Linked DNA regions of Homo sapiens: all the other regions are linked to region 4. Evidence: chromatin loops called from intact Hi-C (ENCODE). Cell type or tissue: PC-3. All regions are shown on one strand. Links, peaks and the distances in the headings refer to the core of each region. The heading gives the core; the rest is flanking DNA. Region 1 overlaps RFX7 (regulatory factor X7). Region 2 overlaps NEDD4 (NEDD4 E3 ubiquitin protein ligase). Region 3 has its middle 59 kb from the start of NEDD4. Region 4 overlaps NEDD4 (NEDD4 E3 ubiquitin protein ligase).

The links. Hi-C counts contacts between places; a loop is a spot of excess contacts. Peaks named below come from ENCODE experiments on the same cell type or tissue, not always from the same donor. Only the 100,000 strongest peaks of a DNase experiment are listed, where the experiment ranks them.
Region 1: it touches region 4 in a loop (13-fold over the local background); 4 of 110 quality-filtered maps call a loop at or near these places.
Region 2: a loop joins it to region 4, with 2.8 times the contacts of the local background. A loop is called at or near these places in 6 of 110 quality-filtered maps.
Region 3: it touches region 4 in a loop (7-fold over the local background); 15 of 110 quality-filtered maps call a loop at or near these places.

The regions. Positions count from the first base shown.
Region 1 is chr15:56,094,278-56,102,171 of GRCh38, reverse strand. RFX7 (regulatory factor X7) reads left to right here. Exons shown (of 10, transcript NM_022841.7): 7 at 1-3; 8 at 606-813; 9 at 3,796-4,091; 10 at 5,552-7,894. Among named protein-coding and RNA genes, the nearest start is that of NEDD4, 100 kb to the right of the region's middle. In PC-3, for the core only: a CTCF peak has its summit at 3,705 (motif pointing right); no DNase peak of the experiment used is centred there.
Region 2 is chr15:55,841,583-55,849,476 of GRCh38, reverse strand. NEDD4 (NEDD4 E3 ubiquitin protein ligase) reads left to right here. Exons shown (of 29, transcript NM_006154.4): 15 at 591-671; 16 at 902-956; 17 at 1,047-1,105; 18 at 2,443-2,508; 19 at 7,314-7,543. Among named protein-coding and RNA genes, the nearest start is that of PRTG, 100 kb to the right of the region's middle. RefSeq lists an enhancer at 2,902-3,443. In PC-3, for the core only: a CTCF peak has its summit at 3,146 (motif pointing right); a DNase peak (open chromatin) is centred at 3,166.
Region 3 is chr15:56,048,675-56,056,568 of GRCh38, reverse strand. No RefSeq gene overlaps it. Among named protein-coding and RNA genes, the nearest start is that of NEDD4, 59 kb to the right of the region's middle. RefSeq lists a silencer at 6,811-6,986. In PC-3, for the core only: a CTCF peak has its summit at 3,604 (motif pointing right); a DNase peak (open chromatin) is centred at 3,638.
Region 4 is chr15:55,914,108-55,922,001 of GRCh38, reverse strand. The region is part of intron 5 of NEDD4 (NEDD4 E3 ubiquitin protein ligase); the gene reads left to right. Among named protein-coding and RNA genes, the nearest start is that of NEDD4, 76 kb to the left of the region's middle. In PC-3, for the core only: a CTCF peak has its summit at 3,979 (motif pointing right); a DNase peak (open chromatin) is centred at 3,911; H3K4me3 peaks cover 462 bases; H3K27ac peaks cover 2,314 bases.

The DNA.
Region 1 (7,894 bases), core at 1,337-6,336, 180 kb before region 4:
GGGGTAAGAATTCAGCCTTTTCTTTTTAATAAGTAAAATTGTACCTTTATATTAACATTGAAATGCATCCTGCAAAGTCTCATTTGGTTAAGCCTAGCGACTGTGCCTTTTACAAATAAGAAAAAAAAAATCACACAGTGGCTGAAAAATGTTAGTGTATATGACCTACGTCAACATGAAATTTGGGGGAACAAAAGTTTAGAAGTTACTGATTTCTCGATATTTCCAAAATACATATTGACTATATGTGTGTATAGTCAAGAGGAAAAAGTCAGTCATCATGTAATATGTTTTATAGGAATTTTAGAAAAAATGTGTGGCTATTGGCATAGTTTTGACATTAGAAAGATTCAAAACATCAGTCTTCTTGTATGTTTAAAAACCATTTAAAATGTTATATTCGCAAGGCTGCTGACTGCTGTGCACTAGTGGGTATGAGTCCCTTATTTGCAAAGCTCTTATATGTCTGCCAGTGGGTCAATTCATACTACTTTAACCCACAGATTTATATTGTATCTTCTAATTAAGAATACATATCTTTAACATGCTTCAATTTAATTTCTCTGGTCTTTTACAAGTTAACATTTCCTTTTTTCTTTGCCTAGTTGGAAGGAGCTGAACCTTCTGGGCAGCTTCAAAATATTGATGAAGAAGTTATCTCTTCTGCTTGCCGTCTTGTGTGTGAGTGGGCCCAGAAAGTGTTAAGCCAACCATTTGACACCGTCTTGGAATTAGCCCGCTTCCTTGTAAAAAGTCACTATATAGGCACCAAGTCAATGGCAGCTCTAACTGTAATGGCAGCAGCACCAGCAGGTACAACATTACTGTGAACAAGCTAAAAACTGACAGAGGTATTATTGTATTTAGAATTGGTAGCAAAAGAAGAGTTAGATCAAAGAACTTCATCCTTTTAGTACTTGCATGTGTTCACTCTTACTCCGCTTAACACTAAATTCAGATGGGTCTGTTGAGCCAAGAAAATAATAATCCTTTCATTATAAAGCTTAATGCTATGTTTCTATATATTGCTTTGCTGGCATATGAAACTGTAGATTCCCCAGCTGATATGTTATTAATTTTTCCATTGCTACTTTTACATTTATAGAATGTGTTTATATGTACTTTTATATGTACATATATGTATATGTGTATCTAAATTAATAAGAGAAGTAAAATAATAAGATTAAATTTTAAAATTACTTGTTAGATTCCCATTCCAGAAACTAATGCTTATAAATAAAATTATCTTTGCACACTGTGACAGGTAACTTAGCCTCAAAAAAACAAAACCGTACAAAGCCTTACTAAAAAATAACAAGAGTGATATTTTTTACTGTGTATTCATGACTATTTTTATTCAAAGATGAGTTTTTGGAATCGACAATTTTGGGAATTGACAGTCTTGTTAGAATGACTCCCTCCTAAATTAATAGTTGTGTAAAATAACAGTTCTGATGAATTTTTAAAAATATCTTATTTCAGTTATACCTTATAAACCTAGAGTGGATAAATTATTCTAGAAAATCAGGATGTCTGTTAAAAATGTAGTGATATAGTGATCAGAGACTTATTTTTCCAAGGACTGTCCTTCTAAGTGTTAATTCTGAATATTTAAAAATCTACAATAGATTTATCTTGGCCAGAATTATAGTCTCTTAATTAACTTCACTTCTTTTTTTAGTATCTTTTACACATTAATAATGAGTCCGTTTTCTTCTAATTTTACATTTAGTATGTGGGATGTATGTGTGTGTAACCTCTCCTTTTGTGGTCAATTGAAGACCCATTTCAGAAAAAGAGTGTCACAGAGTTTTTCCTGTCTGCATGTAAACTGTATGACCTAAGTCTGTTTATTCATTGTACTGACCAGCAGGAGAATGCTTGACCAGCCTTATCGAGCTAAATAGCTCACTTATGTTACCTCATTTAATTCCCCCAGCAGTCCTGTGAGATAGGTGATATTTATTCCCAATTTATAGACTTGGGGAGGTCAATTAACTTGTCCATGGGCACATAAGTAATGGAGCCAGGATTTGAATTCTGATTTGTCTGTCTCCAAAGCCCAGCTTCACTCAATTATATCATAATGTCATATAGTAAAATAAGCTTTAAAAGGAATGAACCCTTCAGTTTGCTCTGCTGTCTTTCTCCTGCCCCTGCCAACACCTAAAAGAGTACATCAACAGATGAAGGATTTAGGAGGTATCATGGGGAAAAGAAACATCTCTTTCCTATTTCTGTCATTCACAAAGTCTAACTGTGGGAAATGTTGAATGAATTGAATGAATGAATTTTTAAGGTCTAAGTGCAAATAAAGGTGTGAGTTTAACAAAAGTATTAAAAATTACATATATTAAAAAGACACTCCATTTTTGAAAGCAATCAGCCTGAGAGGGTAAATACTTTACCAATTGTATCATTACTCAAAACATTTTTAGAATGTCTCTCAAAATTTTGATCTCAGCCCTTACTATATTTTTCAAAAAAGACCTTCGATAGTAGACTAATTTTTATCCTTTGAAGGTGAATTTTTTTTTTTATAAATATAGTCTCCATATTAAGAACAGGTTGTGTTACAAATGTCCTTTTGTAAGTCAGCTGCTTGGAACTCATTCCTGTCTCAAAACCCTGGCAGGAAGGATAAGACAGCCAAGCTATGAGCCATTGGCAGAGGCTCTCCAGAGTGCAGGTGCTGAGAAGCCAGAGCTGAGGCTTGGGGTCGGAAAGGGGCAAAACAACTGGAGCTGGATTTGAGATGAAAAATTGTGATTTTTAAAAGGGGCTGGGGGTTCAACAGATCCTCATCATTATTGAGTATGGGGAGAGAGTTATAGCTTCCTCATTGTCTATTTCCTGCTCCCCACACCAAGTTGTTGTTGTTAACTAGAATGATGAAAAGCAGAAATTGGGATGGGGAAAAGAAAAGAAAGGGCAAGGTGTACCAGCAGGATAGTTGTTCCTCTCCTTTCTTCTCTTCATTGTTTTTACTGCCCACAACTTACTTTCTAATGATCTCAATGCCACGCCCTAAATCTGAAATGAGCTTTTAAAAAATTTTTATTTTATAATCCATTTTTCCTAAAATTTATATTTTGCTTATTTTGTCAATTTTTTTCAGTGTTTATCTTACTGTTTTAAAGGTTTTCTCAGTGACACTTTTTTGGAATATCTTAACTTTAGTCTTGTTAAGAAATTCTGCTTCTGAATTTCTTCTAGGTCATACTGGAATCATTGTATAGTAGCAATAAAATAATAGTGCCTATTTCCATGAATTGCTGGTAGGATTAAAAACTGTTTTCTCCATACAAATTTATTCCATTATGAGGAGTGGCTTCAGCAAATATTTATTGAATTATTGAATGCCCCTCATGGGCTAAATATTAAAATCATGAAAATACATGTATTTATTTCTGATTAGAAATGGGGGGAGGGAAATTTACTGACCTTTGAGAAAATGTAAAAATGCTGTGTTGGCATTTATCTCAGCTTCTGCACATTTACGATATAGCTACGGTTTTTAAAATCCTGTTGTTAACTGAAACTGTCACCTGATTTTAAAATCCTGTTGTTAACTGAAACTGTCGCCTGAGTTGAACCATATTGTAAGATGACAAAACTATATTGACAATTGTTTATAAATTCGAAGTCTAATGCTTCATAAAGAAATTGTGAGTTAAAATTTGCCATTTTGGTTGCTTTGTCCAGTAGATGGCTACATTCTCAAAGAAATTCAAAGGAACCTCCCTTCTATAAAGGAGAGTATTTATTGCAGCTTTCCTTTCTGTTTATTTTCAGGAATGAAAGGAATTACCCAGCCTTCTGCTTTTATACCTACAGCTGAAAGTAATTCCTTTCAGCCTCAGGTGAAGACTTTGCCATCTCCAATTGATGCTAAACAGCAGTTGCAACGGAAAATCCAGAAGAAGCAGCAAGAACAGAAACTACAATCCCCTTTGCCAGGAGAATCTGCAGCAAAAAAGTCAGAAAGTGCTACAAGCAATGGAGTGACTAATCTTCCTAATGGAAATCCTTCAATCCTTTCTCCTCAACCTATTGGTATCGTTGTGGCAGCTGTCCCTAGTCCCATTCCGGTAATATAATTAAATAGTATTTGGCCTTATTGGGATGGTGGGAAATCAACTGTTTACTTAAAAGTGGCAGATGAAAAGAAGGCAGGTATAAGAGTAGCCACAAACTGATTTTGTGACCACAGGAAGATTCATTCCCCTTCAGTCTTTTATTCAGGATGTATGTTGTTGATTACAAAGTAAGCTATGAAACATTATTGAAAATATAAAGATCCAAGACATACAAAGTATGCACATAACCACTCAGAGCTTTATGTAAGAGTGAGTAATTTTCTCATTTTTAGAGTTGTTTCATCCCTGGCTGAGCCAAGATTTTTTTTTTTTTTTTTTTTTTTTTGAGACAGAGTCTTGCTCTGTCTCCCAGGCTGGAGTGCAGTGCTGTGATCTCGGCTCACTGCAACCTCCACCTCCTGAGTTCAAGCAATTATTCTGCCTCAGCCTCCCGAGTAACTGGGATTACAGGTACTCACCACCACACCCAGCTAATTTTTGTATTTTTGTGTTTTGTATTTTTAGTTGGCCAGGCTGGTCTTGAACTTGTGACGTCAAGTGATCCACCCGCCTTGGCCTCCCAAAGTACTGGGATTATAAGCGTGAGCCACCCCACCCAGCCAAGATAATTTAATTGCAGTCTTTTTTTAAAATTTAAACGCTTTTCTTTTTTACATTCAGATGGAGTAAAATTCTAATGTGTAATGATTACTTAAATGTAGGCCTATCCGTGGCTTATCAGATACAGGACTAGAACCTTGGCCAAGTTCTTTAGCTAGTTTATTAACCTCTATTTGTAGATAAGGAAACAGTCTCCTCCTTTCCTATCTCACACAACTGAGGTTATGATGAAGGGACTTTTAAAATGAGAGTAAGTTGGTGCTTTATGTTATTATTGATAATAATATTTAGGAAGTATTTTGTCGTTTTTCTTGTTCCTATTATCATCATCGTGTTATTAAAATATGAAATACATGGTAACCGCACTATTCATTATAGGGCAAACTGGAGTAGACAGTAGTTGTATCTTATTTGCAGTGGTTTAGTTACAGACATTTAAGGTAGACACATTTATAAGACAGTTTCCCCTATGAGTGAGCCATCTTAGCATAGATTCTGGTAGGTAACCTTTACAGTTGTATGTTTCTTCAAGATTTTATGTCTTCTTCCTGTAACCCCCTTAAATCATTGTTTCAGCAAATATTCATCACAGGTGTGAAGCTTTTAGTCTTAATTGAAAAGTAACTTAATGTTCTTACATATTTTTTAATTATAATGCATTATGGTTGCATTTGTTACATTTATGTGTCTGATTGTGTAGAACCTGGTCTAGAAGAACTCTCTTCTAACATAGGAACTTTTTTCTTTTTAACATTAACATTTAATAAATGACTTAAAAGTATATACAGATACATGAATTACTATTTACAGGCTAGACCTGTTAAATCTGATTTTTTGCTATCTTTTAACAGGTCCAGCGGACTAGGCAATTGGTAACTTCACCGAGTCCAATGAGTTCTTCTGACGGCAAAGTTCTTCCCCTCAATGTACAGGTGGTCACTCAGCACATGCAGTCTGTGAAACAGGCACCAAAGACTCCCCAGAACGTTCCAGCCAGTCCTGGTGGGGATCGTTCTGCCCGGCACCGTTACCCTCAGATCTTACCCAAACCAGCGAACACCAGTGCACTCACCATTCGCTCTCCAACTACTGTCCTCTTTACTAGTAGTCCCATCAAAACTGCTGTTGTACCCGCTTCACACATGAGTTCTCTAAATGTGGTGAAAATGACAACAATATCCCTCACACCCAGCAACAGTAACACCCCTCTTAAACATTCTGCCTCAGTCAGCAGTGCTACAGGAACAACAGAAGAATCAAGGAGTGTTCCACAGATCAAGAATGGTTCTGTCGTGTCGCTTCAGTCTCCTGGGTCCAGGAGCAGCAGTGCGGGGGGAACATCTGCTGTGGAAGTCAAAGTGGAACCCGAAACATCATCAGATGAGCATCCTGTACAGTGCCAAGAGAACTCTGATGAGGCTAAAGCTCCCCAGACACCTAGTGCCCTTTTGGGGCAGAAAAGTAATACAGACGGAGCACTGCAGAAACCTTCAAATGAAGGTGTCATTGAAATAAAAGCAACTAAGGTCTGTGACCAGAGGACCAAATGTAAAAGTCGCTGTAATGAAATGCTGCCAGGCACGTCAACAGGCAATAATCAAAGCACTATCACTCTATCAGTTGCTTCTCAGAACTTAACTTTCACCAGCAGCAGCTCACCACCTAATGGTGACTCAATCAATAAAGACCCTAAATTATGCACTAAAAGCCCAAGAAAACGACTGTCTTCTACATTGCAGGAGACCCAGGTGCCTCCTGTAAAGAAACCAATTGTGGAACAGCTTTCAGCAGCTACCATAGAAGGGCAGAAACAAGGCAGTGTTAAGAAGGACCAAAAGGTTCCACATTCAGGGAAAACAGAAGGTTCAACAGCAGGTGCTCAGATTCCTAGCAAGGTATCAGTAAATGTCAGTTCACACATAGGAGCAAATCAACCCTTGAATTCCTCTGCCCTTGTTATCAGTGATTCAGCTTTGGAACAGCAAACAACCCCATCATCATCTCCAGATATAAAAGTAAAACTTGAAGGAAGTGTCTTTCTCTTGGACAGTGATTCAAAGTCAGTTGGCAGCTTTAATCCAAATGGATGGCAACAAATCACTAAAGATTCTGAGTTTATATCTGCCAGTTGTGAACAACAGCAAGATATCAGTGTTATGACAATTCCTGAGCACTCTGATATCAATGACTTAGAGAAATCTGTTTGGGAATTAGAAGGAATGCCACAGGACACATATAGCCAGCAGCTACATAGCCAGATACAGGAATCTTCTTTAAATCAAATACAAGCACATTCTTCAGATCAGTTACCTCTGCAATCTGAACTGAAGGAGTTTGAGCCTTCTGTTTCCCAGACAAATGAAAGCTACTTTCCTTTTGATGATGAACTTACACAAGATAGTATTGTGGAAGAGCTGGTGCTTATGGAGCAGCAAATGTCAATGAACAATTCTCATTCTTACGGCAACTGTTTGGGAATGACCCTTCAGAGTCAGTCAGTAACTCCAGGAGCTCCAATGTCATCTCACACTTCCAGCACCCACTTCTATCATCCAATCCACAGCAATGGCACTCCAATCCACACACCCACACCCACACCCACACCCACTCCTACTCCAACCCCAACCCCAACCCCGACATCTGAAATGATTGCTGGATCTCAGAGTCTGTCACGGGAGAGCCCTTGCTCCAGGCTAGCCCAGACTACACCTGTGGATAGTGCTTTAGGAAGTAGCCGACATACACCCATTGGTACTCCACATTCTAACTGCAGCAGTAGTGTCCCCCCCAGCCCTGTTGAATGCAGGAATCCGTTTGCATTCACTCCAATAAGCTCCAGTATGGCATATCATGACGCCAGCATTGTCTCAAGTAGTCCTGTGAAACCGATGCAAAGACCCATGGCCACACACCCTGACAAAACCAAGCTTGAATGGATGAATAATGGGTATAGTGGGGTTGGTAATTCATCAGTTTCTGGCCATGGTATTCTCCCAAGCTATCAGGAACTAGTGGAAGACCGTTTCAGGAAACCTCATGCTTTTGCTGTGCCTGGACAGTCTTATCAGTCTCAATCCAGACATCATGACACTCATTTTGGTCGTTTGACTCCTGTCTCTCCTGTGCAGCATCAAGGTGCCACTGTAAATAACACCAACAAACAGGAGGGTTTTGCAGTCCCTGCCCCTCTTGAT
Region 2 (7,894 bases), core at 992-5,991, 73 kb after region 4:
AAGGCGGGTGGATCACCTGAGGTCAGGAGTTCGAGACTAGCCTGGCCAACATGGAGAAACCCCGTCTCTATTAAATATACAAAAATTAGCTAGGCATGGTGGTGCATGCCTGTAATCCCAGCTACTCAGGAGGCTGAGGCAGGAGAATCCCTTGAACCTAGGAGGAAGAGGTTGCATTGAGCTGAGATGGTGCCATTGTACTCCAGCCTGGGCGACAAGAGCGACACTCCACCTCAGAAAAAAAGAAAGAAATATCATGTGGTCCAATTTAATGTCCTACTCTTTCACCAGTTTTTACATAGAGAAAAGCCCTATATAGTGACACATTTCCTAAAGAGCGGGGCAAAAGAAATGACCAGTTAGTGGTGATCCCTGAGAACTGATCGTTATTCCTTTTGATATTATAGCCTGACAGTGATAGATTTTAGAAGGAGAAAATATTGTGTCACATATTTAGGAAATAAAGTATAAATTGACTTTTACAAGAGAATATTTTAAATATCCATTGATGTTAGAAAACATGGTAACAGACTGACTTTGATTATTTTAAAATTTGTGTGTATTGTTCTTTATTTACTCTACCAAAAAAGGAAGATCCAAGATTGAAAATTCCAGCCCATCTGAGAGGAAAGACATCACTTGATACTTCCAATGATCTAGGGCCTTTACCTGTAAGTGTATAGAAATGCTAACCCATCTAACTTGGCTATCTCAAATATTTTGCATTTTCGGGTATAGTATTTCTTTATCATCTATAATTAATGTTATTATTAAAATGTTGATACCTTCTAAGAATGGAATGGAATATGCAAGTTAAATTAACCATACAACCAGTGCTATTTTTCTATCCATTCATCTACGCCCCTCTCCTAAAATAATTGAAATACATTTTTAATTATAGCCAGGATGGGAAGAGAGAACTCACACAGATGGAAGAATCTTCTACATAAATCACAGTATGTGCAGTGCGATTTTTCATTATGTTATTTTTTGTAATAAATTTTATGTGTGAGAAAGTACATCTTTTTTCTTTTTCTTCCCTTCAGATATAAAAAGAACACAATGGGAAGATCCTCGGTTGGAGAATGTAGCAATAACTGGACCAGTAAGTCTCTCTGCCAGTGTGCTCTGATGGGACTGTCCGCTCACCTGTCTCTTCAAGAGCAGATAGTCACGGGCATAACCCTACAGGCATTGAGAGGAAAGCACATTGGCCGTTCTCTCCTCTCCCCCATTTCCCATACTCCAAGTCTCAGTTATTTGAAAAGATTCTATAACGTCATTATCCTTACCCTACGCAATAGCAGTGAGGGGACAAGTGAGCCAGACAGTCAGAATGCTAAGGCAGTGTGGGCTGCTGAGCTCAGGCTGGTGCCTCCCACTGTCTGAACAAGAATGATGACAGTCCTCCACAAATCAGAGAGGAGCAGAGAGTGTATGCGGATGAGGAAGCAGCAGCACCCTATCCACTCCAGGGTCATTCTTAAATTTTTTTATAGAAATCAAGCCAGGCTCACACCTGTAATCCCAGCACTTTGGGAGGCCAAGGCAGGTGGATCACCTGAGGTCAGGAGTTCGAGACCGGCCCGGCCAACGTGGTGAAACCCTGTCTCTACTAAAAATGCAAAAAAAATTAGTTGGGCATGGTGGCAGGTACCTGTAGTCCCAGCTACTTGGGAGGCTGAGGCAGGAGAATCACTTGAACCCAGGAGGCGGAGGTTGTGGTGAGCTGAGGTTGTACCACCACACTCCAGCCTGGACAACAGAGCGAGACTCCATCTCAAAAAAAAAAAAAAAAAAGGAAAAAGAAAAAGAAATCATTGTAAATGCCCAGTATGTAAGACACATCCACACTTAAGTATAAATATTACCACGTATGATAATTGTACTACTCTTGAGTCAGATTGATAGGAAAATTATCCTTTTTTATAGCTGCTTTTTCCATTTTATTCAGATTTTGTTTTCTAATTCATAAAAATAAATAAAACTGAAGATACCGTTTTTTATTACTATTTACTGTCTCAACATGTAGTCCTTTAATGGCTCAAAAAGGCAACTCCTTGGAGTTCAAGGAAAAAGTACGCTTTTCACATTGTCCCTTTAATGGAGAAATCACTTTGAAAGTCTCTTTAGAAATGGAAATTTTTGTTTCTAATATTTCTCTACCTGGAAGAAATTTCCTATTTCTGGCATGCTGCATTTTAAGAATATTGCATAATGAAAATTACAGCCATAGGAATTGCTGAATACAATTTTATCTTAAACAGAGAAATTAAATATTTTAAAGTTTAAAGTTTTGTATTTGTTTTTCTTCTAATTAAACTTTTCTTTCCAAATATTTTTCTTTTAATGCCCTTACGTTCATAAAATACAACAAATAAAAATTGTTCCAGAATAAAAACAACCTAAACTTCTTTATTTTTCCAAAATTTCCAACTAAAGGCAGTGCCCTACTCCAGGGATTACAAAAGAAAGTATGAGTTCTTCCGAAGAAAGTTGAAGAAGCAGGTTAGTCATGTTTATAATAAATACTTAAGAGTCATCAATATATAGATGGAAAGTAATGGGAAATGTTTTTTACAGTAATAATTTGTTCTATATTTGTAACAACTTTGAGTGAACAGTTTTTCCTAGAGAAAGGATGCTCATTTTTTGAGTAGCTGTGATATATCACTACAGACCATAATTAGTTTATGTCTTTATTTTTCAGTATATTTTATAATATAGAAAAATGGCATTTAAAGTTTGCTTTCCAGAGCTCTAACCTGGTGTATCCCTGTGGGGTTTATGGGGCTTGATCTTTGTAGAATCTGAGCAAGAGTGGGTCAGGAAATTATCTTCTGGCCTAGTCTTTGACTGTGTTGGAGGACGGTCTGGATTTTTTTATGACTTTGTTGTTTTCCAGCGAAAGTCATTCATTCTCTACGGCTTCAAATGTAATGTCTCTGCATAATTTAAAAATACAATCATGAGTGGAACTGTGCTCTTGTGACTTGTCTCCTTATGCTTATCAGTTATGTTCACTACACTTTTTCCCATCGCCACAAATGCAATATGTTTGGAACTAAACTCATCATCTGGCCATCTGTTTCATTCCTGGTTTTGTTTACTAGTTTTAACGCCTCTCTTACTTGCTCATCCTGTCCTCCTTTGCCTGCAGTTTAGGAATACTACCACTAGGTGGCCATATTGGGTTATACTTTCTTGCATTCTAAGCCAGAAGCTGGCTTTCACAAATATTCAAGATGGTGGGTGGGCCACCTCAGAGTTTCACCCAAATTTTTAGCAAAAAGAAAACATGATAGTTTTTTTAGTGTAAACATTTTATGCCCTAATAAAATCCTTAAATATCATAAACTTTCTAAACTCATTTTTAAGGATAATTTTGTGGGCCAGGTGCAGTAGCTCATGCCTGTAATCCCAGCACTTTGGGAGGTCGAGGTGGGTGGATCACTTGAGGTCAGGAGTTCACGACCAGCCTGGCCAACGTGGTGAAACCCCCGTCTCTACTAAAAATACAAAAATTAGTTAGGTGTGATGGCGCACACCTTTAATCCCGGCTACTCCGGAGGCTGAGGCAGGAGAACCGCTTGAACCCAGGAGGCAGAGGTTGCAGTGAGCCAAGATCGCGCCACTGCACTCCAGCCTGGGCAACAGAGTGTCTCAAAAAAAAAAAAAGAAAAAAGAAAAAAAGAATAACTTTGTGTCGAAATTTCCCTGGAAATTTGTTTTCTACTTCTAGACTTTGGGATTTTAAATGTTTACTGATTTATTGTTCTGCTAAATATTTTCATTGTTAATGAGAATACGCTGGAGGAATAGAAGCACTAGCTTCTCCATTTGCCACTCTGAGTGGTTGAAACATGTTGTAGTATCTAATTATTAATGTCTTCCAGGCAGCAGGAGATGGGAGACAATGCCATTACAGGCCTCAAAATACAAAAAAAAAACCATGATAAAAGCAATTATATTTGTTGATCTCTCATTGCATACCAGGCGTTCTTCTTAGAAGTTTACATATGTTATTCATTTAATGTCTACAATAACTCTGTAAGGAAGGGACTACTATTACCTTTCACAGATGAGGAAACTGAGGCACAGAGAGAATAGGTAATGTGATCAAGTCCCATGGTTATTAAGTAGAAAAGCTAAGTGGTCTAGCTCCAGATCCCATGTTCCTAAGCAACATGACATGTCATATTGGTGACTAAGAGAATTAAGAGAGAAATTAATTAATTTGTATGGAAATTACCCAGAATGCAACAAAGGTATGTAAGGGGATAAACATATAAAAGAAAGGTTAAAAGACATGAAGTCACCCCAGAAGGAGGGGACCAAGATCATGAAGAGGAGAAGGCTAAGAATATGAATTCTCACATTAGTAAAAAGGCCCAAGCAGTACTTTAAAAATAAAATCTGTATCTAGACACATCATAGCAAAAGAGCAGAACACTTAGAATGTAAGAACATGTAACACCAAAACAGAAATAAAGAATATTAAAAACACCAGGTGCAGTGGTTCATGCCTGTAATCCCAGCACTTTGGGAGGCTGAGGCAGGAGAATTACTTGAGCTCAGGAGTTCAAAGCTGCACTGGGCTATAATCATGCCACTGCACTCCAGCCTGAATGACAGAGCAGTACTCTGTCTCAAAAAAAAAAAAAAAAAATTGAAAACCGGTGCTTGAAAGCCGTGCACTGTCTTTAACCTTTTCCTCTTCCTTATCCTCAACATCTTGTAGTTAGGAATAATGATGGCTAATAATTACCATATGCCAGATACTGTTTAAGCATTTTTAATGCATGGAGTTGAAACAACTCCATGTGGGTAGCTATCATTATTATTATCCCTATTTTATAGATGAGGAAACTAATCCTTAGAAAAGACATGTAACCTGCCCAAAGTGTCACTCCTAGTGAATGGTGGAGTCAATAACACAGGACCAGATTCCAGAATGCATGCACTTGTCTACTACTCAGTTCAAACACTGAAGTTCTCTTGTACCCCCCTCTTCTTCCACTACCATTGCTCCTTCACAGGTCCCTCTGTCTTCTCTCACTCAGCTATTCCAGGGGTCTTTAACTGACCAGTGTGCCTCTTGTTTCTCCTCTTTAAAACCACCCTTTACACCCTGTCCCGTCAGCTTCTGAGAACCCAGCAATCTGACCGTGTGGCTCCCCAACCCAGAAACTCTCTTCTTAACTGCATTCACACTGTCCACCCTCTGGCCCCAGACTACTTTTTTGCATTTTTCCCCTATAATCCCTGCCTTCTTTCCCTTCCTCTCCCTTCTTCTCCTTCTGTGCCCTCTAGGTATTAAATATATCAGACCTCTCATGTATGCTGTTCCTCCGTCCTTCCCTCCCTTTCTCTGTCTAAAGACTTCCTCTCAAAGCCTTCTTGATTGCCTCATTTGAAGTCAATAGCTCAGTCTTTTATGCCCTGCAGAACATTGCTTCCATCTCTATCATCAGCAATTGTCCTCCTATTTTAAGTCTCAGAATTAGCATCATTTACACTTGTTTTTCACATATACGCCAGATGAGAAACTCCTTGAGGAAGCAAGGACATCTTACCCTATGTTTTTATTCCCTTTATTCCCCATCGTTGGCCCTACTACAATACCACCTGGCCCAGAGTAGGCCTTTGATAAATGCTTACCTGCACCAGCTGCCTAGTATCCAGTCTAAAGTTGCTGTTCTGCAAGCTTACCATTTTTTTAATGACATAAGCAGTATAGGAAACTGCTCATATCATGCTTATATTGCTTATATCAACTGCTTACATTATTATGTTTCTATAGGGCTTTCCATTTTCCCTAAATAAATTGAGAATGAAATTGATTTTTTTTCCTTAGAGCTAACCTTCTTTTTTGGAGGTGACAGAATATTGATGGCATGTTTTCTCTTACTGGTTTCCCCTGGAAATTTGCCCATGAAGTACTGAGGAATAAAATATTTAGATATATCTTTTGTAAAATTTACAATAAGTTCTGCCTAAAGCATAGTTGTGTACATTTGTCACATAAGCAAAGAACGTACAAAAGATTAGTGAGGCAATGTAGCTCCATTAATTAAGAGCACAGACTCAGGAGCTAAGACTTTCTTAAGTCGTCTTCTTCAGTTTTATGTGTAAAATGAAGACAATAATAGTAGCTTTCGCATAGTGTTGTTATGAGGTTAAACACGTTAACCTGCCATTCCAGGGTACCCATGCCTGGCTGTTTTAGTCCGTTTTCATGCTGCTGATAAAGACATACCTGAGACCAGGCAATTTACAAAAGGAAGAGGTTTATTGGACCTACAGTTCTACATGGCTAGGGAGGCCTCACAATCATGGCAGAAGGCAAGGAGGAGCAAGTCACATCTTACATGGATGGCAGCAGGCAAAGAGAGAGCTTGTGCATAGAAACCATTAGATGTCGTGAGACCCATTCACTATCATGAGAACAGTGCAGGAAAGATCCGCCCCCATAATTCAATCACCTCCCACCAGGTTCTTCCCATGACACATGGAGATTGTGGGAGTTACAATTCAAGATTAGATTTGGGTAGGGACACAGCCAGAATATATCACTGGCACAGTCTGTAAATGTCACCATCTGTTAATGAGTGAAGCAAGATAGACTCCAGGGAGGAAAGTAGAGGTAGGGAAAAGCCTGAACAGACAGGCACAACAGCTAGCAGGCAGTGGCTATCCTACAGGTCACAGAACGGTGTTCATTGGAACTTAATATGAAAAGGACTGTTAACGAAATGCCTTCATGGGGGCATTACCATCACCATCAATTGCTTCTTTAGGCCGGGTGCCATGGCTTATGCCTGTAATCTCAGCACTTTGGGAGGCCAAGGCGGGAGGATTGCTAGAGCTTAGGAGTTTGAGACCAGCCTGGGCAAGATGGCAAGACCTCAAAAACTTAAAAAATTAGTCAGGCATGATGGCATGCGCCTGTGGTCCAGTTACTTAGGAATCGGAAGCAAGAGGATCACTTGAGCCCATGAGGTCGAGGCTGCAGTAAGCCATGTTCACGCCACTGCACTCCAGCCTGGACTACAGAGCTGTCTCCAAAAACAAAAGCTTCTTCAGATGTAAAGAAGTCTATATTACTAAGTGATTAAAGAAAATGCAGAAACTGTCTCATACCATAGAGGAAACCAAGACAATATACCTAGTTGTGTTTTCCCTGAGTATATTACGTAAGGAAAAAGAGACTTGGACACAGGGTGTAGAGGGAATGTTATAACTTTATGAGAGATGGGTTTGTTATTATGTTGAACTGATTTAAACAGTACGTCTCTCCTCTGGATTTTCAGAATGACATTCCAAACAAATTTGAAATGAAACTTCGCCGAGCAACTGTTCTTGAAGACTCTTACCGGAGAATTATGGGTGTCAAGAGAGCAGACTTCCTGAAGGCTCGACTGTGGATTGAGTTTGATGGTGAAAAGGGATTGGATTATGGAGGAGTTGCCAGAGAATGGTTCTTCCTGATCTCAAAGGAAATGTTTAACCCTTATTATGGGTTGTTTGAATATTCTGCTACGTAAGTACCTTTACAATGATTATCGGCAGAAAAAGAAAAATCACTGTTTTAAAAGTAAGAGTCGGCCGGGTGCAGTGGCTCATGCCTGTAATCCCAGCACTTTGGGAGGCCGAGGCGGGCGGATCACAAGGTCAGGATATCGAGACCATCCTAGCTAACACGGTGAAACCCCGTCTCTACTAAAAATACAAAAACTTACCCAGGCGTGGTGGCGGGCGCCTGTAGTCCCAGCTACTCAGGAGGCTGAGGCAGGAGAATGGCGTGAACCCGGAAGGCGGAGCCGAGATCACGCCACTGCACTCCAGCCTGGGCAACAGAGCAAGACTCCTCTAAAAAAAAAAGTTACCATTT
Region 3 (7,894 bases), core at 1,202-6,201, 130 kb before region 4:
ATATTGAATGAGAGATCTAACTGGGGCTTCTTGGGAGGATATGAATGTATTTCACATGCAGAAGAAATGCAAACAATCAATGGCCAAAGAATAAACTATGGTAGATTAAAGATGAGCATAAAATCTTTTCTATCTCCCTCATTGTCACATGAAATTGATTTCCTCTCCTCTTGAATCTGGGCTGGCTTTGTGACTTGTTTTGACAAACAGAATGCAGCAGAAGTGACACTGTGCAGATTCTGGGTCTAGGCCTTAAAAGACCAGGCAGCTTCCACGTTTGCCCTCTTGGAGACCCCAAGCCACCATGGAAACAGGTTCAGCTACCCAGATGGATAGAGCACGTGCAGAGAGAAAGATGCCAAGCCCCAGATGTCCCAGGCATCACAGTGAGACACCAGACATATGTGTAAAACTATCTTGAATTCCCAGCTGCAGGCAGTGAACTGTCCTAAGTCCAGCAAACACAAATTGCAGAATTGTGGATAGATAGGTGGTGGTTGTTTTAAATCACTAAACTTTGGGATAGCTAGTTACAAAGCAATAGATAAATAAACATAGATACTATGACGGATGGAAATTACTGCAAATTCTGTTGAGTTCCACATATCAAAGGATACAGGCCATCTCCCTTTCCCTTGAATTTGGGCTGGCCCCATGGCTTAGCTTTGACTAATATCTTACTTCCCATGCTCGACGGTTAGCTGGACAGTTCTTCTGCTGGGCTTGCCTGGGCTCACTTAGTTGGCTGCATTAAGCTGGGCTGGAAGATCCAAACAGCTTCACTCACAGGGCTGGGAGTTGGCACCAGCTATCAGCTGTAGCATCTTGGTTCTCTCCCCCATGCTGTCTTGTCTTCAGTAGACTAGACCAGTTTCCTTACATAGTGACCTTAGGGGCCCTTAAGCACCATGAAGCTGAGTGTCTAGAACTTGTACATTGTCACTTCTACCACATTCTATTGGTCAAAGCAAGTCAAATGGTCAACCCAGGTTCAAGAGATGGAGAACTAGTAGAAAACTGAGTAGTTTCTCTACCTGTTGATGAGAAGAACTGCAAAATATGGTGGCCATGTTTTTCAATCTATCACCCATGGGCAAACTGTACCACAATAATTGTAGTTAATGCCAGACATTTTTTGCTTAAGAATATAAGAGCTACACAGAACAAAACTAGAATGATTGTCTGCATCAGGGGTCCCCAACTCCTGGGTTGTGGACCAGTACTAGTCAGTGGCCTGTTAGGGACCTGGCCACACAGCAGGAGGTGAACAGCGGGCAACCGAGTATTACCTGCCCGAGCTCCGCCTCCTGTGAGGATCAGCCGAGGCATCAGATTTTCATAGGACCGTGAACCCTACTGTGAACTGCACATGCGAGGGATCTAGGTTGCGCGCTCCTCATGAAAATCTAAGTAATGCCTGATGATCTGAGGTAGAACAGTTTTATCCCAAATCATTCACCACTACCACCCCTCCTCCAACCTCCACCCCTCGCACCCCTTACCCCCATCCCTGTTCATGGAAAAATTGTCTTCCACAAAACTGGTCCCTGATGCCAAAAAGGTTGGGGATAGCTGGTCTACATAATACATGACATTTAAAAATTCAGCTCATGACAGCACTGTATCATCATTTTATTTCAGCCTGAATGTCAAAACTACCTTAATTTTTCTTTTTCTTTTTTTAGGAAGCCAGTTTTAAAAAAAATACCAATGTTTGGCTGGGCACGGTGGCTCACGCCTGTAATCCCAGCACTTTGGGAGGCTGAGGCGGATGGATCACAAGGTCAGGGGATCGAGACCATCCTGGCTAACACGGTGAAACCCCGTCTCTACTAAAAATACAAAAAAATTAGCCGGGCGTGGTGGCGAGCACCTGTAGTCCCAGCTACTCGGGAGGCTGAGGCAGGAGAATGGCGTGAACCCATGAGGCAGAGCTTGCAGTGAGCCGAGATCGCGCCACTGCACTCCAACCTGGGGGACAGAGGGAGATTCCGTCTCAAAAAAAAAAAAAAAAAAAAAAAATACCATTGCTAAAGCTAGGTCTCCAACTAACCAGGGTAGACACCATTGCTGGTAAGAACTGTTTTCCCCTGAAATCCTGTTAAACCTGGGAAATGGAGAGTAAGGAGGAATTGGAATACGAAAGCTGCAAATGCATGAAGATCAGTCAGGTAAGACCCCTAGATTCCTGGGCAGGCCCCCAGCTACTGCCAATCCTACTGTAAACACTGCTGTAAAAATGTACATTTTTTACAATTAGACTTAACTTCTCTGGAATTAACCTTGAGTGATTAATAGCTCGAATTCTACTAAGAACCAGATATTGTAGAGAATCCTTTAGTTCATGAATTCCACAAATATAAGTTTGCTGAACTAGAAGAGTCTGAGAATATCTACCTTTAGTCATGAGTCAGAAATAAGTGGTGGTAGGCCAGGCGCAGTGGCTCACATCTGTAATCCCAGCACTTTGGGAGGCCGAGGAGGGTGGATCACTTGAGGTCAGGAGTTTGAGACCAGCCTGACCAACATGGTGAAACCCTGTCTCTACTAAAAATACAAAATTAGCCATGTGTGGTGGTGCACACCTGTAATCCCAGCTACTTGGGAGGCTGAGGCAGGAGAATCACTTAAACCTGGGAGGCAGAGGTTGCAGTGAGCCGAGATTGCGCCACTGCACTCCAGCCTGGGTGACAGAGTGAGACTCCGTCTCAAAAAAAAAAAAAAAAAAAAAAAGGAAATCAGTAGTGACAAATCCATGTCTACACTTGATATAAAAAGTAAACTTACCTATTTAAAGGAACCTTGTGATGATTGTGTTTCTCACCTTTTATCATCTAGAGCTGCAGTCCCCAATCTTTTTGGCACTAGAGACTGGTTTTTTAGAAGATAATTTTTCCACCATTTGCGGGTGGTGATGGAGTTTCAAAATGAAACTGTTCCACCTCAGATCATCAGTCATTAATTAGGTTCTCATAAGGAGCATGCAACCTAGATCCCTCACATGTGCAGTTCACAATACGGTTTGTGCTCCTATGAGAATCTAATGCTGCTGCTGATCTGACAGGAGACAGAGCTCAGGTGGTAATGCTCACTCGCAGCTCACCTCATGCTGTGCCACCCAGTTCCTAACAGGCCATGAACCAGAACTGGTCCACGGCCCAGAGTTTGGGGACCCCTGATCTAGAGAAATTTCTTGGACAAAGTTTTGTTTGTTTGTTTTAGAGAAGGGATCTCACTTTGTTACCCAGGCTGGAGCACAGTGGCTATTCACAGGCATAATGACTACACATTGCAGCCTTGAAGTCCTGGGCTCAAGTGATCCTCCCACTTCAGTCTCTTGAGGAGCTGGGACTACAGGCAGGCACCACCACTCCCAGCTTAGATAAAGTGTTTTAATCAAATATGCTGTAAGAAAGATTTATGTCAGCTTGAAAAGTAACATAGTTACTTTTTCACAGTTTTATCAAAATAGATTAAGACTTGAACAATCTGTAGTATCAATGAGGTACTATTTTTAAAAAATTATTTGGTATTACTTCCAGTTTTATATCATAATTGTGTTAGAGAAGGCAAAAGTTACATGCAGTTTTTCAGTTTTACCACTAGATGGAGAATGCGTCTTCTAAGCAACTCAAAACAAATCTTAAGAGTGCCCACTTTGTCTGCTAGGCCCTGCCAGTGCTGAAATACCATATGTAGATGATACCTGAAGTGGCTTTATGGTCTATGAAGGATAAGACAAGAATGGAAGAATCTGTATTTCGAAGCAGAATATAAATGTCAAAATACAAACAAAATGTTCTATGGAAATTTAAAGAATAACTCCAAAAAGTTAGCAGAGTTTTGGATATGGTGTATTTGAGATTTGAAGTTAAAGTGATGTTTCAATAGGCTGAAGTGGAGAGTAATGCACAAACACACAGGCAGAAAAGCATGACAGTGCAGCTTTCTTGGCAGAGATAAGATCTGAGATGTAGTACTGGGCTATAATGCTTTAAATAAATGAACCAGGCTCCTCCACATTCCCTCCCTCAGGCAGTTGGAATGCCCTGCTGCCACAGTCATAGGCCTTCTACCTATTGGAAGGAGTAGAATGGGAATTTCTTGAAGTCAGGGATTTTTTGAGTATGTTTTTGAATCTCTAGCATTGTGCTAGATACATGTAGCTTGGGAGCCAAGAGAAATGGGAAGTTACTGGAATACTTTTCTGGATAAAAAATTTGGCCTACCAAATTTAGCTTTCATATCCTCCTTTAATGGTGGGCTAAATTTTTTCTGATTATAAAAGGTATACATGTTATTGTTATTTTTTGGCTATTTTTACAAATTTGGCCCACCATGAAAAGAGGATATAGATTTCATACTAATGAGAATCTTCCAAAAACTATGCCATATTATGAAGGTAAGTCTAAAACATCAGTCAGCAAGTTTTATAATGTTAAGGCAGCCTTATTTCAGCATATCATGTATACTGCTGCAGTGTAAAATGTCAAATTAGGATAGAGATTGCAAGCTGCTGACTTGGGGTCCTATGTAGCTCAAGACAGATTTTGTTAAATTTGCACAATGTTTTAAAAAAATTTTAGTTAATTGATATTACTTTACAAGTCATGAGATTTTCACATACAGTCTAGATTTCTGGCTTCTCTTTAAAAATTCAAAAATTGCATCATAATGGGTCCCCATTCTCAGATGCTGGAATCACCTGACACTGGGTGGAGAATCTCCCTATGAGATCACACACATCCTCTCTGGATTTCACAGTCCCTCTGCTCCCTTTGTAACACATAGGACCTACCTTCACCATGTACATTACCTGTCTGGCCTAACAGACAATTGATTTGTGTGACCTCTGTGTGGACTCATTTGGATCTTCAAACTTTAGTATATTTGTTGAACCAGCCATTACCAGTCATTACACACTGATATTCTAAAACTCTTTACTGAATCCACATTTTGGTTAGTGTGTAAAATCTGGTTTGTTACAACTGAACATGCACACCATTACTTCATTAACCTGAGTTCTCCAAAAAGTTAGCAGAAGATTTTTGGATGCTATTGAATGGGATATAATCTGCTAAAAGTAAGAGGTAAGAGACATGGTGTAGGATCAAAGAAAGATCACATGAGTACAGGAACATCTGAGAACTCTGCCCTGTGAGCATATAGGGCGTATATTCTGGGCAGCAAAAATGTCTATTCACGTAACAATACAGTGCTGTGGATGCTCTGGTGGTGAAATTGTTTGAAATATATTAATATGCTTTTTTATTTTTGTACTTCTTTGGTCATGACTTTTCCCCTAATTTACCATCCCTTGTCTTAAGAAGAGTTAGGATTTTTATAGCAGGAATACAAAGGGTCACTGTTGAACTCCTGAAGCCCATTTCAGAAGCAAGAGTATTTGTGGCCCTGCACGGTGGCTCATGCCTGTTATCCCAGCACTTTGGGAGGCCGAGGCAGGTGGATCACCTGAGGTCAGGAGTTCAAGACCAGCCTGGCCAACACGGCGAATCCCCTCTCTACTAAAAATACAAAAATTAGCCAGGCATGGTGGTGTGCACCTGTAGTCCCAGCTACGCAGGCTGAGGCCAGAGAATCGCTTGGACCCAGGAGGCAGAGGTTGCAATGAGCCGAGATCATGACATCGCACTCCAGCCTGGGTGACAGAGTGAGACTCCATCTCAAAAAAAAAAGCATCAAGAGTCTTGGAAGCTAGATACATCATCAGAGTATAACCAGGAAAATAGAAACCACTCTAAGAACTTAGAGAAAAATTACATAGGTAACTGGATAAAAAGGAAATGGAGGAGGTGAGAAACCAAAGAGTGGATGGCAAAGTCACCCAGAGATTACCACCACCACCAAGACTGGAGAGACAAGGGAGCAGATGGTGAACCTACAAGGAAGCTGCATCCACAGGGTCAGTTCCGGCAGAGTTATCACTGAGGTAGAGGGAAATACCCAGCCTTCTCCTTTGCCACCCCTGTCTTTATCTCCTGCTAGCATCTCCCAGTGGCCATCCCAGCCAGAGCCAGTTGCCATGGGGTTTGCAAGCATCAGGGTCCCCAGACAAGAATGCTGGGCAGGGGCAGGGTAGGGATGGACTGGAGAACAGGCTGATGACCTGCACACCGATGACAAAGGCCAGCCAACTGAGATGGAACACGGTTTTGTTCTGTTTTTCACTTGCAAAACATTGCTTTTAAATATCTAGATCCAAAGCATAGAGGGCTAAGTTAAGAATTTTTAATGTAAACCATAGAGTAGAGAACATGAGGTCATGGCCACTTGCTGTCACAGAAAAAAAGGCAATAAAAACCCTTTCTCGTTTGGAGAGAGTCTGAGGAGGACAGGGCTCTCCAACTCTGTGAATGGGGCTGGGTAGGGAGGGAGAATCTGACTTTGGCTATTCCTCTAGAGGTTAGGGCTGGGGACGGTTCTGGGGGGTGATGTACCATTTCCATCTGGAAATTTTGAAGGACCCTGCCTTAAACAATGCCCCACACTGACATGGGAATGAAGTAGAGCAGCACTCTAGGACAGTGGTTTTCCATGGGGATTCTGGTGTTGTGTGTATCATGGGTGAGCTCCAGAGGCCACGTGCCTCTGTGCAGGAGGCACAGCCTCTGAGAGGGCCACGGCCCCGAGAACTGGATTCTAGTTAAGGAGGGCAGACACCTTGAGCAGGAGTTCAGCACAAGCACCACAGGCCTCTACAGCACAGGCTGGCAGGAGCAGTAGCCAGTGGTGCACACAGGAGAGACAGACACCTTGGTTGAGGCCAGCAAGGAGTGGAGGTCACAGAGGCTCAGGCCCTCCTCTCCACAGTGCAGTGCTGGATACATGCCACCTGCCACCTGCACTCACAGCATACCTCTGGGGCAAAGGGAAAAGGAGATTTTTTAAAGCCTAAGCATCGAGTTTGACTTCGAATTAATTAAATTTGAATTCTGAATTGGTTATTTTTCCAAAAGAAATGAGGTTTTAAACTGGATGTTTTTTATCTTCATGGGGCAGAATGAAATGTTTCTACCATTTGTAGAAATTAGGGGCTATTTTTATCGACAAATAAACTTACATTTCTTTGCATCTGACTTCAAACCTATTGCATGTGCAGGGTTTCGGTCAAGAATGCCTGCTCTGAGTTTAAACACACAGACCACACACACACACACATGCACACAGAGATCACTCACACACACACGCATGCACACACAGTTTTTCAGCCCTTCAATTGCCTTCTTTGTTACAGGCTGAATCAGCCTTTCCCTGAAGCAAAGAATGCCATTCTTTTTTTTTTTTTTTTTTTTTTTGAGACTGAGTCTTGTCTGTCGCCAGGCTAGAGTGCAGTAGTGCGATCTCGGCTCACTGCAACCTCCACCTCCCAGGTTCAAGCGATTCTCCTGCCTCAGTCTCCTGAGTAGCTGGGACTACAGGCACATGCCACCACACGCATCTAATTTTTGTATTTTTAGTAGAGACGGAGTTTTCACCATGTTGGCCAGGATGGCCTTGATCTCTTGACCTCATGATCCACCAGCCTCAGCCTCCCAAAGTGCTGGGATTATAGGCGTGAGCCACTGCACCCAGCCAAAGAATGCCATTCTAATGGGTGAACAATCACTGGGCAACAAATATCATTTTGGGAAAGATAACTTGATAACTTGGTTTAAACTTTCCAAGTTATCCAAAATTCCAAATTCATTTATTTTCCTTTATGGGGACCTGTGATCCCCACAAAGATGTTTATTCTGATCTAGATGTCCCCACTTCCAAGAAGGCCTCTGTGTAGAATATATCTCTTTGCAATCCCTTTAGGGTTACCTATGGGGCCTTGGCCTTCAGTAAAATTCTCACATCCCTTCATTGGTGGCTTTCCTTCATTCTCCTG
Region 4 (7,894 bases), core at 989-5,988:
CATTGAGTGTATTATTGGTGAACTATTTTATTTGCGTTATTTGCATGTTGTCCACAAGGAGGGACAGCTCACATTTGTGCTTTCCACCATGCTTAATTGTCTGGTCCATTTTGCCAGTAACTTTAGTATTTGCGTGACTCTTTCTTAATGGCCAGAATGGCTGTTTGTCAAACACTAATCAGTGAATTAACATTCCTTAAGCATTTACTGTGTATATAATACTATAAAGTGTGTCATGATAGGTTGGAAGAAAAAAGTATTGCCTTTGATATTAACAGTTGGATATTTATAGATGGATAAATATGACAAAATTTTTAAAACTTTTAACCATATGAAAAAACAAATAACACATTAATCAAAATATTGTAACACCTGTAATCCCAGCACTTTGGGAGGCTGAGGCGGGTGGATCAGGAGGTGTTCCTGAGGTTAGGTGAACACCTGATGTCAGGAGTTCGACACCAGCCTGGCCAGCATGGTGAAACTGCGTCTCTACTAAAAATACAAAATTTAGCCAGGCCTGATGGTGCGCACCTGTAGTCCCGGCTACTCTGGAGACTGAGGCATGAGAATTGCTTGAGCCCAGGAGGTGGAGGTTGCAGTGAGCTGAGATCACACCATTGCATTCCAGCCTAGGCAACAGAGTGAGACTCCGTCTCGGCGAAAAAAAAAAAAAGTTATTATAGATCCCCACACTAAGGACTAAGAAATTCTATTATAATCCTGCCTTTCTTTTGGGGTATTAGCTTGTAACCCTAAACAAATTATTCAATCCTTCTAAAAATACCTTCTCACATTTAAAAAATGAGGACAACAATATTTGCCCTGCCTATCTCATAAGCATATTGTGAGGATAAAATGAGACAATGACGATGAAAATACTTGGAAAATTCTTTATCATGATACAAATATAAAATGTCATTTAACATTCGTAGACTTAACGCGTTTGTAGCTCTCTGATATGGTATATCTTGTGTTAGCTAAGATATACCATTTAGTATATCTACTGTGTTAGATGCTCTTCTATGAGTGGGAAATACAGCTTTTCTTGAGAAACTCGGTTTACCAGCAAAACAAAGAGCCAAAGATAATTAGAACATGGTGGTGTGTGTCATTCTAGTCCTCTTGATTTGTTGCTAGTCTTAGCAGGTAAGGGAGGTATAGAGATGACCTGAGATGTTATAGAACCTATAGCCATTGGTGGAGTAACAGACCTGATTGTATAGCAACAAATGACCTGTGTCATTATAAATGTCATTCCGTCTTTATTCTGCTGAGGCACTCACAACTAAATTTAAAATGTACCATTTTCCTAGCAAATTCTCTTGGAAAATGGAGGGTGAAGAACACAAGTATAATATTAAGCAGAAACAACTTTAGTCATCTGGAAAACGTTTGTAATGTAAGTGATATTTGCTTTCAATAAAGAGTAGGCTTATATCACTTTTTTCCAGCCAATTTTAAGACTTGAGTGTTATAAAATATTGTCGTTTCATTATGGTGATGGTGGTGGTAGTGGTGGCAATAATGACAGAACATTTCAGAATGATGTGTCTTAAAAAAACTCTACCCACCAATGCAAAAGTTAGCACTGTGTCACCAGTCTAAGATATACACCTGTACACATTCAGCCACCGGTTTTAGGAGCCACCTATATTCTGGGTGGAGACCCTGTGCTTCTCACGTTTAGCAGTTGTATTAGTGAAGGTTCTCCAGAGAAACAGAAACAATAGATTGTGTATATATTTTATGTATTATTTATTTTTCATATATTTTATATATGAAATTATGTATAATATATGAATATATATATTTCCACACAATATATATATAGTGAAGACTTCAATCTGAAATCTGCAGGGCAGGCCAGGAAGCTGAGAACTTAGGCAGGGATTCTACATTGTAGTCTTGAGGCAGAATTGCTGCTTCTTACACAACCTGTGTTTGCTTTCAAAGCCCTCAGCTGATTGGATGAGACCCACACACATTGTGGAGGGTAATGTGCTCTACTCAGAGTCTACTGATTTAAATGCTAATCATGTCTAAATGTCTTCATAGCAATGTCTATACTGATGTTTGACCAAACAAGTGGGTACCATAACCTATCGAAGTTGATACATACAATTAACCACCGCAGCTGACTTTGGCCTTCAAAGTTCAGTCAATGATTAAGATTACCCAGAGCCTATCCATACCATGTAGATAATCACATTATTTTCCATGTAGATGATCAGTAACCAACAGCTCTGAATGTGAGGTTCTTAGCTTCAATCCTAAGACGTTATCTGTTTCATTCCGGAATATGAAATTCTATGTAGGACTTGCATGGATTCTTTCCAGATGAGGGCTGCCATGTCCCTCCAGTTCTTCTACACTTAAGGTTAGGATTAACACTCCTGTTTTGGTATTTGCTGGACTGAGAGACTACATTTTATAGCAAGTTCCCCGATTTCCCATGTAACTGCTATAATAGCAGTATAGATCCTATGCAATTTCAGACCTCAGCCAGCAATGCAAATTGTTCAGCCTCCCTAGAATTTAAACTCAGACTAGAGTGCTAGGAAGTGCATGTGATTCTCTTACCTTACATTTCCTTGGCTGAAACCCTCTCTGTAAATTTTTCAAACGTCATTCTTTCTTGTCCACCTGCAGTGCTTTTTGATATTTCTTTAAAAGTGGCGGCTGGATCAACTTCAACAACAACAAGAAAAATCCTGAAAGAAAGCATTAGGCATTCAGAGTGACTGTGATGACACCATCCATCTCTCCATCCAGACTTCTATCTGGTGTCTTCTGGTACTTACTTTGAGCCCAGGATGAGCTCAGGAGCATCAGAAGAAATGTGTAGTTATGGCCCATGCTCTCTGGAAAGTTAAAATCTAGTTAGGGGACATGGAACTGATGCTTATAGTGAAGCTTACCAAAGAGAAGACATTTATCTGACCAAATACTTGGAGTTCATTATTTTATATGTTAATAATGAGAGGAGCTTTTCTTATTTCCTGGAAGTTTTAGGCCACAGACATGAACAATTAGATCTCATTGATTAGCCTATTAGAAGGGATTCATTCTTTGAGTTATTAGACCCCACACTTAATCCCAGAAAGAACGCTGAAGTCATTTGAAGGCAGAGTAAAACAGGACTCCTCCTTATTTAAAAGAAAAAGATGTTAAGAGAATATTGACTGAAGTCTGTAAAATCATAAAGGAGGTGGTTTATACAAAAGCAAAAATAACATAATAATTGTATTACTAAGTTTTCAACTATTGTACGCATTCAAAAACAGGGCTGTTTCATTCTAGTCAAATGAAATGCAATGAATTCCCATAATTCTGTTTTGTGTCTTAATTGATTAAAAATCTGTTTAGAAAATTCTGATCAAAAACAGATCTATCTTAAGCAGTTTTTTTTTTTTAACAAAGTATGAGTATATGTTTTACATATTTGCTTTTACTTAGGAAAAAAAACTTACTTAGCAAAATACAACTTGGGTGTAGTAGCATGTGGTATAAACAACGGAACTATTTTACCTTTTACTTTCCTATGAATGAGCCAGTATATATTTATTACTGGAGTTCCAGCTATAAAATTTAGGTGAGGGGTTTAAATATACCCTAGAGTATTATTTAAAAATAAATTTGTTTCTTTCAAATAGAATACCAACCTTGGTCTATGGCATTTGAGAGAGAAATTAAAATATTAAATTTTGATTGCCTAGTAAACTGAAAATAAAGGTTAAATAAATACAAAGCAGAAAAAATATATATACAAAATCACAACCTCTAAAAGGACAAACAGTCCACTGTTCTCTACTGTGGGAGCTTTATCAGCACTGGTGAGTAATTCCACCTCTAGGGTAGGGCTAGCTCTCAAAAATGTAAACAAGTATGTACTTCGTTTATATAAAGAAATGTGCAGCTTGGTTTGTATTTCTTTATAGATATCAAACAGCTAAATGGATTGTTTCAAAGTACCAGCAGGGGCCAGCAAAGAGCTCTTAGAGTTTTTCAGAACAGAATTGGCATTGAGACATGTTTATTTGATGTGCTAAATCCTTTTTAGACTTCTTTACTTACCACAACACTCTCTTAAGTGAATGAATTGCAGAGACAGTGGAATAAAATATCCTGTGTGTTCAAACTATCTTGGGGTATAGTTTTTTTTTTCTAATCTGCATATATTTTTATTGGAATGTTTGCTTAGGCTATTTCTTGGCAGTTTTAATAGTCAAAATATAAATGGCATCATTTAAAGACTGTTCTACTTGGCTGGAAAAGGCCTTAAAATTACAGGAGAAAATGCTTAGTGACAGCTTCTCTTAAACTTTTTTTCTTGAACCTATGCTTCAGTTTTGCAATGGTATTACTAGGTTAATTTTGTAGTTCTGTCCTTAAGCTTTCACTTTTTATGTAACTAGCACTTTGGAAGCTAAAATATGTATCTATTTGATGTAGTGCTAAAGTTTTAATTCATTGTAAAGTTTTGGTATTTCCAAATTTACCTAACTGTTTGAATTCACACATTAAAAAAAAAAAATTAACAGTCCCTATATTAACTAACTTGACTAGATTCCTAGTATGGCTACTATTTGGAAATTCAATCTTTGATTTGATGCTTAATTACATGGGGTTTTGTTCCTACCAACTTCCTGTAATTCTATACCTATGGGTAAAAATATTAGTGGGCAAAGTCGGCTGGAGAAAGTATAGGCACTGTGATTCACATAGTTAAATGTTCATTTAGTAGAGCTGGGGTGAAAAAATACTGTTTCAACTTGAAATGTTAGAAGATTGTTGTTCTTGTGTTACTCATTCATGCAAATTGGAGAAGGTATAATTGAAACAAGGTTGGCTGTGTTTGAGTCAGTGTGCTGCAGCTGAGCTCAGCTTAAAGGTCGCTGGAAATCAAGTGCTTTGTAAGTGAAGGCATTTTGACTACAAGCGATTCAAGACATTTTGGAAACGTCAGTCTCTGGAATGGGTCGTCTTTTTCTTTCTATGATATCTGGTATCTAATGTTTTACTTAGGATAAAGACTACTACTTAATAGCTCTTTTAGGCACCACAAATGATTTTTTCTTTTGATGCAGTGCAGCTGCTTCTAGCCTGTCTACGGACAGAGATCTTTGTTATGACTTTCAGCCCTTAACATGTTTGGAAATGAGAACAAATGGCACAAAGCTTACGATTGCACTTTGCAGCCAGAAGAAGCAATACTTACCCTTTGTCAGAAACCTCCGGAGATGACTTGGATAGCCATGTTCACATGTGCTTCAAAAGACCAACACGGATTTCAACGTCTAACGTTGTTCAAATGAAGCTGACTCCCAGACAGACTGCACTAGCTCCGTTAATAAAGGAAAACGTTCAGTCTCAAGAAAGATCATCTGTTCCCTCATCTGAAAATGTTAATAAAAAGAGCAGCTGTCTACAGATTTCACTACAGCCAACAAGGTACAGTGGATATCTTCAGTCTAGCAATGTCTTAGCTGATAGTGATGATGCTTCGTTTACTTGTATCTTGAAGGATGGTATTTACAGTAGTGCTGTGGTCGATAATGAATTGAATGCTGTGAATGATGGTCACCTTGTAAGCAGTCCAGCCATTTGTAGTGGTAGCCTTAGTAACTTTTCAACCAGTGATAATGGGTCTTACAGCAGCAACGGTAGTGATTTTGGGTCATGTGCAAGTATCACAAGTGGAGGTTCATATACTAACAGTGTCATCAGTGACAGTAGTAGTTATACTTTTCCACCAAGTGATGATACTTTTTTGGGTGGAAACTTACCTTCTGACAGCACCTCCAATAGAAGTGTGCCAAACAGGAATACTACTCCTTGTGAAATTTTTTCAAGAAGTACAAGTACAGATCCTTTTGTCCAGGATGACTTGGAACATGGATTAGAGATTATGAAATTGCCAGTGAGCAGGAACACAAAAATTCCACTAAAACGTTACTCCTCCTTAGTCATTTTTCCTAGGAGTCCTTCAACTACCCGACCGACTTCTCCAACAAGTCTGTGTACTCTTCTGAGCAAAGGATCCTATCAAACTTCACACCAGTTTATTATTTCTCCTAGTGAAATTGCACATAATGAGGATGGCACTAGTGCTAAAGGATTTCTTTCAACAGCTGTCAATGGACTTCGGTTATCTAAAACAATTTGTACCCCCGGAGAAGTAAGAGACATACGGCCGCTTCACAGGAAGGGCTCGTTACAGAAGAAAATTGTTCTTTCGAATAATACTCCCAGACAGACTGTCTGTGAAAAGTCATCTGAAGGATATTCTTGTGTTTCAGTGCATTTCACCCAACGAAAAGCAGCTACATTAGACTGTGAAACAACAAATGGTGATTGTAAACCAGAAATGTCAGAAATTAAGCTTAATTCTGATTCAGAGTATATTAAGCTCATGCATAGGACATCTGCATGTTTGCCATCCTCCCAAAATGTAGATTGTCAAATAAATATCAATGGAGAATTGGAAAGACCACATTCACAGATGAACAAAAACCATGGTATTTTACGAAGAAGTATTTCATTGGGAGGAGCTTATCCAAATATTTCCTGTCTATCCAGCCTTAAGCACAATTGTTCTAAAGGGGGACCATCTCAGTTACTCATAAAGTTTGCATCTGGAAATGAAGGTAAAGTGGATAATTTATCAAGAGACAGCAACAGAGATTGCACAAATGAACTGTCTAATTCTTGCAAGGTAAGTTTCCTTTGGTCTTGGTAAATGTTAATTTATATGAGAATAACTTAATGAAATATTTGGAGAACATTTATTGTAACCAAGCAGTTTTACATATTTTCCTGGTCCTTAGCTAGCAGTATTTTGTAGTCATAAATTTTATATTTGTAAATCTGAAGAACTCTATGTATAGTTTTTTACTCTATTTGTTATTTTACCAGTGTACAAAATGTATATTTTTAAAAATCTTCCTAAGTGATTTAAGCTATAAAACTTTTCTACAACATAAAAAACTTTCTACAACAAAACAAACTTTGAATAACAGTCTATTTCATAACATTTTATCTTGGCATATTTTTCCTTTAAATGATATAGTATTCTTTTGTGTAGCTCAATACTTTATTCCTATTTTCAAATGATCATTTTGTTTTCTCCTCTTCTTAATCATTATGAAATAGAGTAAAATTTAGAATGCTTATTTAAAATATTAAACAAAAACCCATATCAAAGTGTAAAGATCTTTTTATAAATTATCATAGAGAAACTATATCTCAAATACATGTGTTTATAAGATCATTCATAAAAACTATTATGCTGCATGTTTAAAGCAGAGGAAAAATAAATGGCATTTGTATTTGTATATACCCTTAACCACAGGAATTTTGTTTCCACCCTATTTTTCTTTAGCCACGAGTTAATACTGCCCTCTAAAATGTAACTCACTCTTTCAACAATATTGAATTCTAAGTTTTAATATTTTTGAATTTGGTTTAAATTGCTAGGCATTTACCACAATTTTCTATTTACCTTTTCATTTTTTTGACAATTCAGCTTTATTATATTAGTAATTTAACTCTTATGAATCTTAGCCAAAAGTTCTTTATGTAATTTGGCCGTTCCAAAGTATTTAAAATGGTTTGAACTGAAATAGATTTTTTAAATTTCTGTATTTGGAATGTTTTACCAGATTCCAGGAAATTTAAAAAATTTTCTAACTAAAGCAATTTTACATGACAGTACATCATAGTTTTGGGGGGAAAAAACCTTAATCTGTGTTTTTGTAACATCCATTATGTTTATTAAAGATTGTTTTAAAAAAAAAAACTTCTGGATAAGTAACTTTAGGTGAATAAAATAGTAATTGCTAGTTTATTTTCTCTCTTCTGAAATCTGGTAAATATAATAATTGTTACCAAT